Regions from separate parts of the Homo sapiens genome. Here region 1 is linked to region 2. A link is a loop called in an ENCODE intact Hi-C map of the cell type or tissue named here. Cell type or tissue: B cell. All regions are shown on one strand. Each heading gives the region's core, and the rest is flanking DNA. Links, peaks and the distances in the headings are about the cores only. Region 1 has its middle 8.3 kb from the start of APOBEC3B. Region 2 has its middle 25 kb from the start of APOBEC3H.

What was found. Peaks named below come from ENCODE experiments on the same cell type or tissue, not always from the same donor. Only the 100,000 strongest peaks of a DNase experiment are listed, where the experiment ranks them.
Region 1: it touches region 2 in a loop (14-fold over the local background); 7 of 110 quality-filtered maps call a loop at or near these places.

What each region holds. Positions count from the first base shown.
Region 1 is chr22:38,972,630-38,975,540 of GRCh38, forward strand. No RefSeq gene overlaps it. Among named protein-coding and RNA genes, the nearest start is that of APOBEC3B, 8.3 kb to the right of the region's middle. RefSeq lists an enhancer at 1,545-2,322. In B cell, for the core only: CTCF peaks have their summits at 1,135 and 1,339; a DNase peak (open chromatin) is centred at 1,142.
Region 2 is chr22:39,120,622-39,123,532 of GRCh38, forward strand. No RefSeq gene overlaps it. Among named protein-coding and RNA genes, the nearest start is that of APOBEC3H, 25 kb to the left of the region's middle. In B cell, for the core only: CTCF peaks have their summits at 1,549 (motif pointing left) and 1,751; a DNase peak (open chromatin) is centred at 1,580.

The DNA of each region.
Region 1 (2,911 bases), core at 110-2,609, 150 kb before region 2:
TGGGGTGTTTCCTCTCTCCACCTGGTCTCGCAGCATTTAGGACTACAAGTCTGTTTTCCTTGCATGTAGGTGAGCAAGTCCTAGATATGCAAAAAATGAAACCTACAAGGCTACTCAAAGCCCAGCCAAGGAAATCACATGACATCATTTCTACTGCATTTTATTGGCCAATGCAAGTCACAGACCAGCCCAGATGGAAGGGGACAAAAAAATAGACTGCATCCCTTGATGAGAAGAGTGTCAAAATCTCATGGCAAAGGGTTGTAAAAACAGACCGGAGGAAGCGTGAGGCGTACACTGCACCCCCACCACACCAGCCCAAGCCCTTAGAGAAAAATGATGAAAAATCCACCTTTGGCCAGCCACGGTGGCTCATACCTGTAATCCCAGCACTTTGGGAGGCTGAGGCAGGCAGATGGCTTGATTCCAGGAGTTTGAGACCAGCCTGGACAACATGGTGAGACCACCTCTACAAAAAATACAAAAAAATTAGCCAGGTGTGGTGGCGTGAGCCTGTAGTCTCAGTTATGTGGGAAGCTGAGGAGAGAAGATGCCTTGAGCTCCGGAGGTTGAGGCTGCAGTGAGCGGTGATCGTGCCACTGCACTCCAGCTTGGGCAACAGAGTGAGATTTTGTCTCAAAAAAAAAAAAAGTCGACATTTGTTAGAGTCACCCAAGCAAGGGAAGATCAGACGAATAAGGTCTCAAGTGAACATTTTCTACGTGAGCATATCCAACCCGGGGCCTCTGCAGGGCCTGTTTTCTCTAGGAGCAAGGACTATTAGCAGGCAGGGGATGGGCCTGGGGGGCCTGGGAAAGGGAGAACAGGTGGAGGCTCCATACAGGGGGACGCTGGGGCCAAGCTCAAGGTAGGGCACACCCCTCCATATCGAAGTAGGTCATCAAGAGTCATGCAGACGGGACAAGGCAAGGAGTTCCGGTGCAAGCTCGCTAGGACCCTCAGTAACACCAGAATAGAACCTGGACCCAGGATCCAGGGCAGAGAGAACCTTTTTACCAAAGCCTGCTGTCACCACCCAGGCTGCTTTGCCTTGACAGTCCCACTCCTCAACTGTAGGAAGGTGAGAAAAATTCAACTTCTCAAGTGTGCTGTTCAGGTCACACCCTCTAGAGGGCGAGCATGCAGCAGAGGCATGCGGCATAAACCTTTGTCCCTTTCCTCGGCAGGGTCCCGTGAAAGTCAGGTTGCAGGACCCCCAGGCCACACTGGAGGAGACCCTGAAGCTCCACTTTGTCACCCAGGAGTCCGTGCCTTGCAGAGCCTGGGCCAGGTGCTGAGAAACACAGGGATGGGGCTGGGCTGCACCTGCCCTTGCTTGTTTTTTTTGTTTTTTGTTTTTTGGTTTTTGGTTTGGTTTGGTTTTTTTGAGACAGAGTCTTGCTCTGCCACTCAGACTAGAGTGCAGTGGCACCAACTCAGCTCACTGCAACCTCTACCTCCCGGGTTCAAATGATTCTCTTGTCTCATCCTCCTGAGTAGCTGGGATTACAGGTGCACGCCACCACACCCAGCTAATTTTTTATATTTTTGGTAGAGATGGGGTTTCACCTTGTTGGCCAGGCTGGTCTCAAACTTCTGACCTTAAGTGATCTGCCCACCTTGGCCTCCCAAAGTGCTGGGATTACAAGTGTGAGCCGCCGCGCCCGGCCTGCCCTTGCTTTTTGGGTTTTGTCTTTGCCACCCAGAGTGGCGTCACCTGGATAACATGCCCTAAGACTGCAGGGATGTAGGTGAGTCTGTCCCAGTCCAGGAAACCAAGGCTAGTATCAGATTGGCTTTCATGGCTTCTGGGCAGAGCCCAGATCTGCACCTCACGTGTCCCGGAGTCAGGGAAGGGTGATACTGGCTTCCCCAGTTCTGCCCTCTGGACGGGCGCTCCGTTGACAGAGACCCTGAAGAGCATCATGCCAGGTGTGGCCTCAAATAGTAAAGATAAGAGAAACAGAACTCGAGGAGGAGAAATATAGAGGCCAGGCCAAGGCCGTGCACAGCCCCCTACAGCATCTGGCACTGTGGTCGCTTCTTTACTCTGCCTCCCTCCTCTGGAGCTCCCGTGAATGTGAGCGTCCTCCTCCTGGCTGGACGGCATCTCCTCTCTCTGGGCCTTCTGCCCTGGCCCCATCCTCCCTCGGACTGGGTGCCGAGTCTCAATGTTGGTCACTTATGACCCCAAATCGCCTTCTCCAGCTGGACACCCCCAGTCTCCTGGGCTGGACTCTGCAGTCACCTTTAGTGCTCCCAGCTCCCCTGTTCCTAAGCCCTGCTGTTTCTACCTTTGGGAGGACACGCAGGCTGTCAGCCCATGTTTGCCGAGTGCTACGGTGCTTGAGTGTGCATAGCCCTAAACAGGGAGCTGGCACTGGGTGTTATGACTCCCCTTGCTGTAAACTTTAAGGACTCAAACAGAAGCAGAAAAAAGTGAAAATAAGCAACATCTACTGAGTACTGACCACCCACCAGGCTCCGTTCCTTATGCCTGAAGGGGAGCGGCTCATTTAAACCTTACACCTGAATGGGAGCGCTCATTGAACCCTTGCGCCCAACCCCACAGTGAGGAGCCATCATTTTCACCTTCCCTGTTCAGATGAGGAAATGGACTATTGCAGTTAGAGGTTGCAAAGCCAAGCTGGGGTTGACCCAGCCAGGTAGGTCTCTACCCAGGTGCTCAAACGCAGCTGGGGCAATTGAAACAAGTCTTGAAATCAGTTACAGAGATTCTTTCTTTTTTGTATTTTACCATTTACCTAACTTTACATGCAACTTCCTTAGTTCAGATACAATGTTTCATTAAAAAAAAAAAAATCTGGGCTGGACATGGTGGCTCACGCCTGTAATCCCAGCTCTTTGGGAGGCTAAGGCAGGCAGATCACTTGAGATCAGGAATTCGAGA
Region 2 (2,911 bases), core at 104-2,603:
GATGAATGTGTAATTTATGGTACATTCACACCATTGACTAGTATGCAGCCAAAATTTCTACAAGAAATTATTGAGAAAAGGGACAGAATGATGTGTATAATCATGTGTGATGGTTAATACTAAGAGTCAACTTGATGGGATTGAAGGATGTAAAGTACTGATCCTGGGTGTGTCTGTAAGGGTGCTGCCAAAGGAGATTAACATTTGAGTCAGTGGGCTGGGAAAGGCAGACCCACCTTTAATCTGGGTGGGCACCATTTAATCAGCTGCCAGTGAGGCCAGAATATAAAGCAGGCAGAATAACGTGAAAAGTCCAGACTGGCTTAGCCTCTTAGCCTACATCTTTCTCTCATGCTGGATGCTTCCTGCCCTCGAACATCAGACTCCAAGTTCTTCAGCTTTGGGACTTGGACTGGCTTTCTTACTCTTTAGCTTGCAGATGGACTATTGTGGGACCTTGTGATTGTGTGAGTTAATACTCCTTAATAAACTCCCCTTTAGATAGATAGATAGATAGATAGATAGATAGATAGATCTTATTAGATAGATAGATAGATCGACAGATAGATAGATAGATCCTATTAGTTCTGGCCCTCTAGAGAATCCTAATACATCACGTGATGTTGTTTTTATAAAACAATGAAAAAACCTACATATGCTCATGCACAAGTACCTATGTTCCTTTGAAATTCTATGATCATGGAGAATATTTCTTGTATTCCAAGATCATTTACATGAGTTATCTGAAGAGCCGTGTGAAGTGGGAGAGAAGAAACAAGGGATGTGGGGAGCAGGGAGCAGTAAACCAAAAAGAAGGCCGGGCAAGGTGGCTCACATGTATAATCCCAGCACTTTGGGAGGCTGAGGCGGGTGGAGGTCAGGAGTTTGAGACCAGTCTGGCCAAGATGGTGAAACCCTATCTCTACTAAAAATACAAAAATTAGCCGGGTGTGGTGGTGCACGCCTGTAATCCCAGCTACTCAGGAGGCTGAGGCAGGAGAATTGCTTGAACCCGGGTGGTGGAGGTTGCAGTGAGCCAAGATGGCACCACTGCACTCCAGCCTGGGTGACAGAGTGAGACTCCGTCTCAAAAAAAAGAAAAGAAAGAAAGAAAGGAAGAAAGAAAAAAGCCAAAATGAAATAAACTGCATTCAAAAAAAGAAATTATACACAATATATTTTCATTTGTTCATTTAAGTGAGAGAGAGAAAGAGATTGTGTGTGTGTGTGTGTGCGTGTGTGTAATATAGAGAAATTCTTAGTGGTCAGTAAAACAACAACATATTTAGGTAGGATGATGTAAAAAGTCAAGTCAGAGGTATTTATATACTTAGAAATGCTTTTCTGCTCTGCCACCAAAAATAATAATAACTAAGAAGAAGAATCAATTTTAGGCTGGGCACAGTGGCTCACGCCTGTAATCCCAGCACTTTGGGAGGTAGAGGTTGGAGGATCGCTTGAGGCCAGGAGTTTGAGACCAGCCTGAGCAACATGGAGAGACCGCAGCTCTATTTTGTAAAAGTTAAAAATAAATAAATAAATATAAAGAATAAATTTCAGGGGCCCTCTAGTGGCTGCACATCATTTTCCTCCACTCTGACAGGTACCCCAGTAGCACCTCTATGACAAAAAGAAACTTAGTCCCGGATGCCACAAATAAACATTGTTATCATGATTTAAAGAGACACGGCCTGACGATGAAAGGTCTCCGTTTAAATCTCCTTGGTTTGTGCAACTCTGTAAAGAATCAATCATTAGATTGCTCAGATCCCGCCATCTCGATCAATCTGAAATACTGTATTTGTGTGTGTCTGGCCTGCTAGTTAAGATGTCTGGAGTGTTCAAAAGAATCAGTCTAGATTTATAATACTAGATTTATAATTAATCAAATTAATAATGTTTAAATGCTTAAGGAAAATTGATTTTCAGAGTTATATTACTTGAATAAATTGAGCAATAAAGTACCAATGTTAATGAGTATTCCTCTCCATACACAAAAATATCTTGAATAAAGCAACTATTAAAAAATCTGTTTTATTACTTAAAATTTTTTTTTTTTTTTTGAGACGGAGTCTCACTCTGTCGCCCAGGCTGGAGTGCAGTGGCGCCATCTCGGCTCACTGCAAGCTCGGCCTCCCGGGTTCACACCATTCTCCTGCCTCAGCCTCCTGAGTAGCTGGGACTATAGGCACCCGCCACCACGCCTGGCTAATTTTTTGTATTTTTAGTAGAGACAGGGTTTCACCGTGTTAGCCAGGATTGGTCTTGATCTCCTGACCTCGTGATCCGCCCACCTCGGCCTCCCAAAGTGCTGGGCTAACAGGCGTGAGCCACAGCGCCCGGCCATTTTTACTTAAAATTAAGATCACCTGCAAGTAACTGAAGCCTCAAAGCCAGAGGCCAAAACCAGACAGAAGCAGGCCTTCTGAGGATGGCCATGCATTTGTTCACCTTACAACCCCAGGTGAACCGGACATGCACAGTGTCAGCTGGATGATCAGACAGACAGGGGAAAAGTGAGCCCCCAAATGGACAGGTGAGAGGCATAGGCTCTTCCTCTCTGGCAAAGTGCTCTCCCTCCAGCAAGGCAGGGACGATGGCCTGCACTCCCGCTGGCCTGACTGCCCTGGCCTGGCCATCAACCGGAACCTGGCCCTCCTTCTCCAGAGGAGACCTCCCCGCATCCCCCCAGCCACATGGCTTCCTTGAAAGATTCCCACCCCCTGTCTGTGGTGGGCAGGGACCCAAATCCCACCACACCCTCCCAAAGTCAGAATGGACCCGGTGAGGCCAGGCGAGATGGCTCACACCTGTAATCCCAGCACTTGGGAGGCTGAAGCGGGCAGATCGCTTGAGCTCAGGAGTTTGAGACCAGCCCGGGCAACATGGTGAATCCCCATCTCTACCAAAA